Linked DNA regions of Homo sapiens: region 1 is linked to region 2. The links are chromatin loops, found by intact Hi-C in ENCODE. Cell type or tissue: heart right ventricle. All regions are shown on one strand. Each heading gives the region's core, and the rest is flanking DNA. Links, peaks and the distances in the headings are about the cores only. Region 1 overlaps LOC101928236 (a long non-coding RNA gene). Region 2 overlaps VEPH1 (ventricular zone expressed PH domain containing 1).

Region 1 (5,386 bases), core at 145-5,144, 170 kb after region 2:
GCTATTGTAAATAGTGCTATGATAAACATATGAATGCAGGTGTCATTTTGGTAGGACCATTTATTTTTCTTTAGGTATATATATACCCAGCAATGGCATAGCTGGGTCAAATGGCAATTCTGTTTTCAGTTCTTTGAGAAATCTCCCAACTGCTTTCCATAGGGTCTGAACTAATTTATACTTCCACCAACAGTGTATAAGTGTTCCCTTTTCTCTGCAACCTTGCCAACATCTGTAATTTTTGGACTTTCAAGTTATAGCTATTCTGACTCATGTGAGAAGATATCTCACCATGGTTTTGTCTTGCATTTATCTGATGATTCGTGATATTGGGGCTCTATATTTGACCCTCTCTCTGCTTAGATGCCATCTGCAGCCATGTCTAATTCACTGCCTGTGGGGTTCCGTGTTAGATATTTTGATTCTCCTGGAAGGCCTGAAATTTTCCTAGCCTGTATCTAGGGAAACTAGACACAAACCTCCTCGCTCTGGGAATATAGCCCCCACCAAAAGACCTTTTTTTAAAACTCTGTTTCTCCTTTGGCCAAGTAGGTATGAGGAGAAAATCAGGATCCAATTATTTGACCACATATTCCCTGTCTCTTCCCCTACACTCTCCTTCCTCTCCCTGTCCTGGGTACAGAGTTACAAAGTGTGAGAGTATGTGTGTGTGTGTGTGTGTGTGTGTGTGTGTGTGTGTGTGTGTAATGTCTGTCCTTCCCACCCACCCACACCACACACACATACACACATACACACACAGCTTCCTAAAAACTAAAACGGTTATCTATTTTCTCTTTCTGTTGGTTAAGGAACACTGATCATCTTGATTTCCCTCAGAACTTCTTTGATACTGTCCTTTCTTTCCCTGTTAAATAAGCCTTAATGATGAAGGGTGGAGGAGGAACAGGAATTAGGAAAAATAAAAATTATATTAGTGTTTAAATAGCATTACCATTACATACTTATATAGCCAATTTAGCTCTACTTACTGGATCATAAATATGAAATCTTTCAACTTTTTCCTAACCCTTTATCCAAATTCCATACTTCCCTTTCCCATCTCTCCATGGCATCCTAGACAGATTGCATCTTTTTTTTTTTTTTTTGAGACAGGGTCTCCTGCTCTGTAACCCAGGCTGAAGTGCAGTGGCATGAACACAGCTCACTGCACTGTCAACCTCAGGGATTCAAGTGATTCTCCCACCTCAGCCTCCCAAGTAGCTGGGAACACAGGTGTGCACCACCACTTCTGGCTAATTTTTGTATTTTTTGTAGAGACGGGATTTCGCCATGTTGTCCAGCCTGGTCTTGGACTCCTGAACTCAAGCAACACTCTTGCCTTGGCCTCCCAAAATGCTGGGATTACAGACATGAGCCACTGCCCCTGGCCAAAATTGCATCACTTTCTATTCATTTTTGGTTATTAAAAAACCAACTAAAACTTCAATTTCAAACTCCATTTAAATTCCATCTCCTCCCACTCCAAAGAACGCTTGAGTCAGGACCCCGGCTGTTTGAAGTAAGATGGGTGAGGGGGAGTGCGGGCTCTGAGATACCCCTCCTCCTCCCTCTCCTATGCCCTGCTCGAGTATTTTAGTCAGGAAGAGTGGGAAGGAAAGGGACAGGGTCTTTCCACCCAACAGGATCAGCTGTGGCCCTCACTCTGCCCGCCGCTCTGCTTCTCCAGAAAACCCTGAGTGTGAGTGCCGGCCTCTCAAGTCCACCTTTTGGAGCACATGTGAGAGCCAGTCAGAGGGCCCTGGGGGTGTCTTCCCACTGCACACCCCCATATGGAAGACTGAGCTATGGCTGGGTCTTTCCCATCCACTCCCTCAAGTATCCCCAGTAATACACTCCAAGTCATGGTGCATAGCCCTGGGAAGGGAGGATGTTGTTACAGCAAGTTGGCTCGAAGGCACCTGCCTTCCATATGTCCTCTTGCCCTAAGGAATTTCTTGCACCCTGGCCATGCCACATAATGGACAGGCAAGCTGACTGTTCCACTGTAGCCTCTTCTCTCTGATCACCCATCTCTCCTAGCTTGCATCTCCTCTGCTCTAGTAGAATGAATAGCCTAGCAAATCTTATGCCTAAGTAGAGGTCACGATGGGGACAGTCTCTTTCTTCACTTGGAAATGGGAGTGGGAAGCAGCCCCTTAGTGATGGCAGGGGGGAAATCACTCCACCCTACTTACTCCCCAAGGACAGGGTGTTAAGGGACAGAGGAGGTGGGTGGGGACTGGTGTATAGTTCTTTAGCCCCTTAGGAATACTCTGGAGAAAGCACCAGACCCCAGTTACTGTTTTTAGCTCTGGGCTCTGTGTCAAATACAGGGCAACAGAAAAAGGCCCCTCTGCCATCCTGTTATTCTCATAACTTAATTTCCCTTATCATGGTGGAATTCCCTTCTTCCTAATCCTCTGAAAGCAGATAGACTCTCATTTTCCGTGATAGATGAAATGAGTTCTGACCAGCAATCACTGAAATATGCCACAGGAAATTTCAAGTTTCTTTCTAAAGATCCTATGATTCAATAAAAACATCAAAAGAAACAGCAAGTCCCATTTATGAATTTAGCTAGATGATTAAAACTAATTCATTATCCTTGTTTCTGAGTGAATCAAATTTTTTTCAACAAGTTGATCTCTTATTAACCAAATACTTATTTTCTACAAGTTAGCAACAACTGAATCATTCATTTTCCCTTCTACTCCATCTTCTGTTCAACTCTAAATTATTTTGATCAATATCTTTATTGCAAAAATGGTTTCTGCCAATGAATTTTGCTACTATCTATGCTATTTGTAATTTTAGATGCATTTAATCTGAGTGGAATTTGGATTTCACAGTTGTGGCAATATGCAAAGCTCTAGTGATAGTCAGGAATCTTTGCCCTGAAAGGATTTAGGGTGTGTGTATTTAGATAGTTTACATCTTTAAAAAACAAAACAAAACAATTTAGAACCTTTGCGGAAGCATCAATTTAATAGTAAAATGCTGCCTCCTTCTGGATAAATTGTATGAAGCATGATAAGCTTGTTAAACTGCTGTAAAGGTATATCATCTTATGAAAAGAAATCCTTAATAAATTTCTTAAATTAAAAACTAATAAAACTAGAAATCTAGAGTAAGCCTTGAAAGATTACCTAGATTCTGTCTTTTAGTCAGTAAAACATTTAAATTATTTATGTTATATAGATGATTTGATTATCTGTCCTATTGAAGATCTTTTAATAGTAACTGAGAAAGTACAGAATAGATGACAAAACTGAAATTAAAGGTCCATCTCTACAAAAAATTTAAAAAATTAGTAGGGCACGGTAGCATGCACGTGTAGTCCTGGCTACTGAGGAGACTACGTGGAGGCTGAGGTGGGAGGATCATTTGAGCCCAGGAGTTGAAGGTTACAACTCTATGATCACACCACTGCATTCCACCCTGGGCAACTGAGTGAAACTCAGTCTCTATTTTTAAAAAAATAGAATTAGCATAATTTTCATGTTCACATCTTGAAATGTTTAAATACTCAATTGTCATTGTCATTTATACATATGCACATATTAATACTATATACCTAGAAAAATGAGTGTGTATATGTGTGTTTAGCATATTCAATGAAATGCCTAGGTTCTAGTCTTACTTCTATAGCCATATATCATGTGAATTTGGGCAAACCACGTAATCTCTTTCATCCTAGTTTTCTTATCTGTAAATTGAGGATAATAAACCCATGGTTATTGACTTTGAAAACTGTATGTGAGGCTCACTAAAATTAATAAAGCAGGCAGGGTGCAGTGGCTGATGCCTATAATCCCAGCACTTTGGGAGGGCAAGGTGGGAGGATCACTTGAGACCAGGACTTCGAGACCAGCCTAGGCAACATGGCAAGACCCCTCTACAAAAATTTTTTTTAAAAAAACTAGACAGGTGTGGTGGCACATGCCTGCAGTCCCAGCTACTTGGGAGGCTGAGGTGGGAGGATCGCTTGAGTCTGGGACGTCAAGGCTGCAGTGAGCCATGATTGCCCCACTGCACTCCAGCGTGGGCAACAGAGTGAAACTCTGTCTCAAAATAAATAAATAAATACAATACAATAATGCAATACAATACAATCAACAAATCCCTATGTGAGGTAGTAACCTAATTTCTTATCCTTAAGGCTTTATATGATCACATGTCCAAAGTGAAAGAATAGAACCATATCTGTGACCAGTAAGAAGAAAAATGCTTAATGGTGTCTTATTTATTGAATGACCACAGCTAGTTTGGTTGCACTCAAATCAATCAACTCTATGATCTAAACAGAGAGAGAAAGACGTTACAAATAACCCCAGACCACAATTATACAAAAGCAAAATCCACTCTCAATTCTCCAGAGATGATTTACCCCCACAGAGCCAAAAGAGCAGGTAGGTCTAACCAAAGCTGTTCTTGCCAGGGACCCAGAGAGAGCCTTGTTTGCACAGCCTCATCCTTGAGCCAACATTCCCAGACTCTTCCTAGAGCATTGCCTAGATCTAGACTCTGCCTAGATCATAGGATGATCAAGTGCTGACTGTGTCCTTGTTATATTAAAGGGTCTTTCATGATTCTCTGAGGATCCTTCCACCAAAGCACTACCCAAAATCCAAACCAGCTAAAAGACCAAAGGATACTCCAAATGCTCCAATTCCTATTCGGCCTCTCTCTAGTGGGCATGAAATTTAACCACTCTGTGCCCCAATTTGCCTATAAAATGGGTGCAACCACAATACCTACCTCATTAGGTTATTGTGAAGATCAAATGAATTAATACAAGCAGAGCATGCAGAACAGTACCTGGCATATAAGCATTTAATCTATGTTGGCTGCTGCTCTCAAGGCCACTATTATTATAATCATACTAATGTGCTTGTGCATGGCACTTACTTATGGACAAATGATATGTCTCTCTCACAGCTACTTCATTTGCTAAGACTGAAGCCTGATCCTTTAAATCCTCTGTCTATCAATGATTAAAATACGGTCCTATATTAGCTTCCTAACATTACATATATGCTTTAATTTTTCAATGGCAAAATAGTAAATTATAACTATGGGTGCTATTTGGGTTTTTTGTTTGGTTGGTTGGTTGGTTGGTTTTGAGACAAGGTCTCGCTCTGTCACCCAGGTTGGAGTGCCGTGGTGCAATGTCGGCTCACTGCAAACTCTGCCTCCTGGCTTTAAGTGATTCTCCCACCTCAACCTCCCCGAGGAGCTGGGACTACAGGCATGCACCACCATGCCTGGTAATTTTTTGTATTTTTAGTAGATATGGGATTTCACCATGTTGGTTAGGATGGTCTTGAGCTCCTGGCTTCAAGTGATCCACCTGCCTCGGCCTCCCAAAGTACTGGGATTACAG
Region 2 (5,386 bases), core at 70-5,069:
CCATGGTTGAGATACAGCTACTCTAAGATGGGTTACAGTTGAGGAAAAATGGTTCTTAATATTATTCATATTCATCATAAAGCAAAAGATAGGCTTTTCATTAGTTGGCAGCCTGAAGGCTGTTAGATAAACTTTGCTATAGGTAAGGGCTGAATTCTAGGTAGACTAGGAATTGAATCACAGAATTTTATGTAGGAGTTCTATCCCCAGGTCAGTTATTGATGTGTTTTTGATTAAGTATATCCTCCATTTCTGGGTAACTATGTTTCTATCAATTAAAATTGGGTTACAGTATCATATTTGAGATGAAGACTATGAGAAGATGTATCAAATAGGAAAATTTTAACCATTTTTCCTGCTCTTCCAGTGTCAAATGCCAAGAGTGACAATGTCTTAGCTCTTTAATCCTCATGGCCAGACCCTATTGCTTGCTCCTGTGCCCAGACGATAAAGTCAGCCTAGACAAAGAAGAGCACATTGCCTTACAGGTCTCCCTCTTGATTGACAGTGCTTTGATGATATTCCTACTCTACGTTTTTTACAGTCCTTTATAATTTACAGAGTGATTTTGTAACTTGTGTTATATCTGGGTGGCAGTTCATTAGGATGGGGCGGCCGTCTTCTGTTAAGGCTACTGCTCACCTGATATGCCCAGTCGTCTCAGGAATCTAAAGATTCGGGGTCCATCTGAACCAGTATCTGCCAGCAGCAAAACCCGAAAATGTACCTTTACCTCGGAATGTATCCCCAAAAGGATAAAAGGCAAAGCCTACCAACTCCAAATAATCCACAGATTAAGTCTTACCTTACTACAGAATTAGTGAAACCCTCAGCAGCCTTGCTTGAGGAAAAAGGCCTCTGCCCTGGTCCACTTCAGATTCTCTTATTTCATTGTCTGGGCCATCGCTTCTCAAAATTTGAACGTGTCACTGGACACCTGGGGACCGTATTAAAGTGCACATTCTGATTCAGTAGATCTGGGATCAGAACCTGAGATTCTGCACTTCTGACAAGCTCCAAGGTGATGCTGATGCCGCTGGTCCAGGGATCTCACTTTGAGTAGGAAAAGCAGGGGCTTTGCACTTTTTGCTGATCCCTTTTCCGTGTCTTATTCTCTCCCATGTTGGTTAAATAACTGAAAAGTGAGCAAATGATTGGGCATCTGAATTAGAAGTGTCCCTTCCTTGTATCATGGCTTTTATATTTTCATTCTAATTTCAGGAAATTCTGTCTGCAGTTGCTCAGAATTCATATTTCAAGTACAGGGATTTATTTTTAATTGGCCATTTCTATATCCCAGTTCTTGTATGCTCATGGAGTAGGAGAGTCCCTCTCTTTTAGTACGCACTGTTTAAGATACTGCAGTAAGAGGAGGGATTTTATAGTCCTCCCTGGCTTTGAGCAGGAAAAGCATATCTTCTAGGATTGGTAACACTTGCGCAAACCTCCTTCTTTCAGTGTCAAATGTCCACATTAAGCAGCAGCCACTCAGGGTTTTACCATGCCTTGAATTTTTCATGCCCATTCTATGTGAGCAACACTGTCAAATCCAGTATCTTATACAATGCTTTCAGCAATCTGATGATGTAATATCAATCCCATTTTTATATAACAAAAATAAAACTTAGAGTCCTTAAGAGTTTTATAGCATCACTAATAAACATGAAATTGGAGTTATGAACCTAAGCTTTTCCCCATAAGATTCTGTTCAGTCAGTTTCCCCCACAACTGTCTCCTTTTGAAAACTCTTTTAAAATTTTGTGTAAATGAAGTAAACCATGGAGTTATTTCATTTTAGCAGAGTTCTACCATTGGCATGATCACATTCTGATCCCCACATAACTAGGTACCTGCCCATCTCTGCTTTTGCCCACTGAGCAGGTCAGAGGCAGAATAGATACCAAGAACTGAGTCTTATTGTTGTCCTTTCCCTTAACATTCCAGCTTAGGTGTTCCAGCAGCATTATTTATTGCAGTCCCAAAACAGATGCTAGCACTGTGAAGTTGGGGGATCTTCTCTATGATGACTGATGACCCAAGAGATTACTGAAGAGTAAGGAACGTAGCATTCTAAGAATTCAGGACTCCAATGTGGATTTAGTCCATTGCATTCTCCTACTTCTCCTTTAACAAGCTTAACTCTGCAGGAGTACATATCCTGGACATGGAATTGTAGGCCAAGATCATCAAACATTAACTAATATTATTTTTCTTTGATTTAAGGAGCCAGGAAGAGAGGCTGCCAATCTTTCCACCCCCTGCCAGCTTTATAGTCTCATCTCCCCGCTTAGTGAGAGCAGCGAGCAGCCCAAGGGCCAATTTGTTTCTAAGGGAAGTCCCCGTTCACACAAGAGGGAGGTAATTAGGCCTCCCCCTGGGAATCCCTAGATGTACTTTTAAAAACTTTGCTTTGGCAACAGAGACCAGAAACTGTTCAGACTAGAAATTATCTGAACCTCTTGTAATGTGGTGTGTTGAGTTAAGGCCAAGTTAATATTTAGGGGATTATAGAACTCTGGCAAAGATTTCTGTAAAATTACCTCTGGGGTCAAAAGTGACAAATGGAAAAGAAATAACAACCCCCTAAGTGAGCCCAATCCACTGGCCCCTGCCCCCACCACTCTATGAGTAAACACATACAGGACCCATGGATCTGCCAGCACTTTCACATTTGTGATGTGTTTCCTTGCTCTAGGAGGGAAGCAGAAGTTTATCTCAGGAAAAGATCTTGGTTTTTGAACTTTTTGTTCAAAAACTTTGTTTCGAACAAAATACTTCTATCTTTTTATATTAAATTTTAAAAGCAAGAGGAAAAGAAGTAAAGGAAAGGGAATGTTTATGATAAACCCAAACCCTCTATCTACCATTTCCTGACCTTCCAATTTATTGGAATTGAAATTTGTCCTACCTCCCTGCCAGCAAAGTTCTGTGGCATGCCCAGGTGGATTGATGGCCAGAAACAGAAAGTTCCCTTTGACCCATCTGGAGACCTTGGCTGCCTCAATGACTTCATTACCACCCCAGTCCACTGACTTCTGTGCTCTACAAATCTAAATCATAAAACCAAGGGAGATTGTGCAGAAGAGAAAGTCTTTGCGGTGAGAATTCTCATCAGCCTTAGATCTAGAGAGCATTTCTTTATCCCAGACATTTTATTGTTGCTTCTTCATTCTTCATATTTGTTCCCTTGCAAATTACTCTTTTTGCCTCTACTCTTGCTCCCTGCTTCTCTCCACATTTCATGTTTACCAAATAGCACTGTGCCATCCCCAAACCCTGAAGGGCCAGGAGAAGTGGCCAGTCTCTCATGGGCATCTGGTAGACCTCAGGAGGTTTTTTTTTTTTTTTTTTTTTTTTCATTTGGTTTTTGTTGTTGTTGTTGTTATTTGTTTGTTTTGTTTTTTGTGTTTTGTGGTGGTTGTTGTTGTTTAGAGGTGGGTGGCAGGCTGACTTCAGACAACAATGTGGTCTCAGTTCACTTATTCTACAAAAATTCCAGGTCCTGTGTGTGCCAAGCACTGTGCCAGACCAGATGGGTTGTACAGGTCCCTGCCCACAGTGCAGCAGGGATTTATCCCAGAGTTGCTTTGCCAAGTCTAACAAATAAAAATACAGGACACCCAGTTGAATTTCAGTTAAATAACAAATAATTTCTTAGTATTTTTAGTATAATAATTGTAGTCAAGTATAATATATATTTAGTATATTTCACTAGGGATATACCTACACTTAAAAATACTTACTGTTAGCCAGGCTCGGTGGCTCACGCCTGTAATCCCAGCACTTTGGGTGGCCGAGGCGGGAGGATCACGAGGTCAGGAGATTGAGACCATCCTGGCTAACACGGTGAAACCCCATCTCTACGAAAAATACAAAAAATTAGCCGGGCATGGTGGCGGGCACCTGTAGTCCCAGCTACTCGGGGGGCTGAGGTGGGAGAATGGCATGAACCCGCGAAGCAGAGCTTGCAGTGAGCCAAGATCACTCCACTGCACTCCAGCCTGGGCGACAGAGCGTGACTCAGTTTCAAAAAACAAACAAACAAACAAACAAACAAAAAACTTATTGTTTATCTGAAATTCAGATTTGGCTGAGTGTCCTGTTTTTCACTGAGAATCCTTACCCTTGAGGCACCCAACCTGCCCTCTTGGGGTCAGTGAGTGTCATGCCCAGCATCTCATCAGAGTAATGCTATAAAGCAACTTGAACATGAAGGAAGGCTGCTTCCAGCTACTAAAGCTCTGATGCATCCAGGCTGCAGGGCTTGCTAACCAATATCTGGTCACTGGAGACACAGGCACGGAAAGGGGCTTAAGTGGCCATCCCCTCCTACAGCCTGACAGTAATAAAATCTAACATGTGATGACTGCTTGTTATGTGTTAGGAACACTGCTTCATGTTGGTTCTGTCATTTAATCATTCTACCAACCCCGTGAGTTAAGTACAGTTATTATCTGCATTTTATAGATGGTGAAACTGATATAAAGAGTACAACAAACAAAAGAAGGATTTCCATAAATATGAAACTTTTTTAAGAATAAAAAACTGATCCAATAAAATTATCTTAGGACATTTTCTATAATCTATGAAATTTGAAGTTTTTTTGAAGAAAATGTGATTATTGTAACTGATATAAGCCAGAGCTTTAGACAGAAAGAAAAAAATTATAAATTCATGAGAAATTTTCCTCTAACAATTCATATGTTTTGAAGTTTAAAAATCTGTATAGTCAGGCACAGCGGCACACACCTGTAGTCCCAGCTACTCAGAAGGCTGAGATAGGAGAACTGCTAGGGCCCAGATGTTTGAGGCCAGCCTGGAAAACATGGCAAGACCCCCATCTCTAAAAACTTAAAAATTAAAACATTAAAACATTTATATAATGCTCAATATCTAATACTTACATTTTGGGTTACAAGTTATGCTTTACAAATTTTTAAGTTTTAATGACCCCAGCTATAGAAATATTTGAAATAAAGGCATCTTTTAATTTTGAAGGGTGATTAGGTTCCATGGAACCAGAGAAATATTTTAGTTTCATGACTATACATGAACTAATGTGGATAGAAAATAAATACTCCCCAAAATTTCTTGTGTGGTAAGTCCATTAGATTTTTTAAAATTAACCTTGGCAATCATCATGGTTTGTAAAATAGCATCTAGAGATAGCATTATCTTGGTTTCATTTGTAATGGGAGTAAACATTTAGAATCTTCTGGCTATAAGATGTCAAAGCCTCCCATCTATTTGACTGTAGCCAATATCATATATATGTCAGAAAGAAAAACATTTTCAAGCCTAGCCTCTATTCCCACATACTGATTCTTGCAATCTACCAATGTATATTTTATTTATGCATGGTATGAGTAGATAAAAATTATGTAAA

Evidence for each region. A loop is a pair of places that touch in the nucleus more often than their neighbours do. Peaks named below come from ENCODE experiments on the same cell type or tissue, not always from the same donor. Only the 100,000 strongest peaks of a DNase experiment are listed, where the experiment ranks them.
Region 1: it touches region 2 in a loop (2.1-fold over the local background); 1 of 110 quality-filtered maps calls a loop at or near these places.

Annotation. Positions count from the first base shown.
Region 1 is chr3:157,202,149-157,207,534 of GRCh38, reverse strand. The region is part of intron 2 of LOC101928236 (a long non-coding RNA gene); the gene reads right to left. Among named protein-coding and RNA genes, the nearest start is that of CCNL1, 45 kb to the right of the region's middle. In heart right ventricle, for the core only: a CTCF peak has its summit at 3,002 (motif pointing left); no DNase peak of the experiment used is centred there.
Region 2 is chr3:157,367,152-157,372,537 of GRCh38, reverse strand. The region is part of intron 7 of VEPH1 (ventricular zone expressed PH domain containing 1); the gene reads left to right. LOC101928236 (a long non-coding RNA gene) reads right to left here. Exons shown (of 10, transcript XR_007096141.1): 8 at 806-1,135. Among named protein-coding and RNA genes, the nearest start is that of PTX3, 67 kb to the left of the region's middle. In heart right ventricle, for the core only: no CTCF peak of the experiment used is centred there; a DNase peak (open chromatin) is centred at 2,257.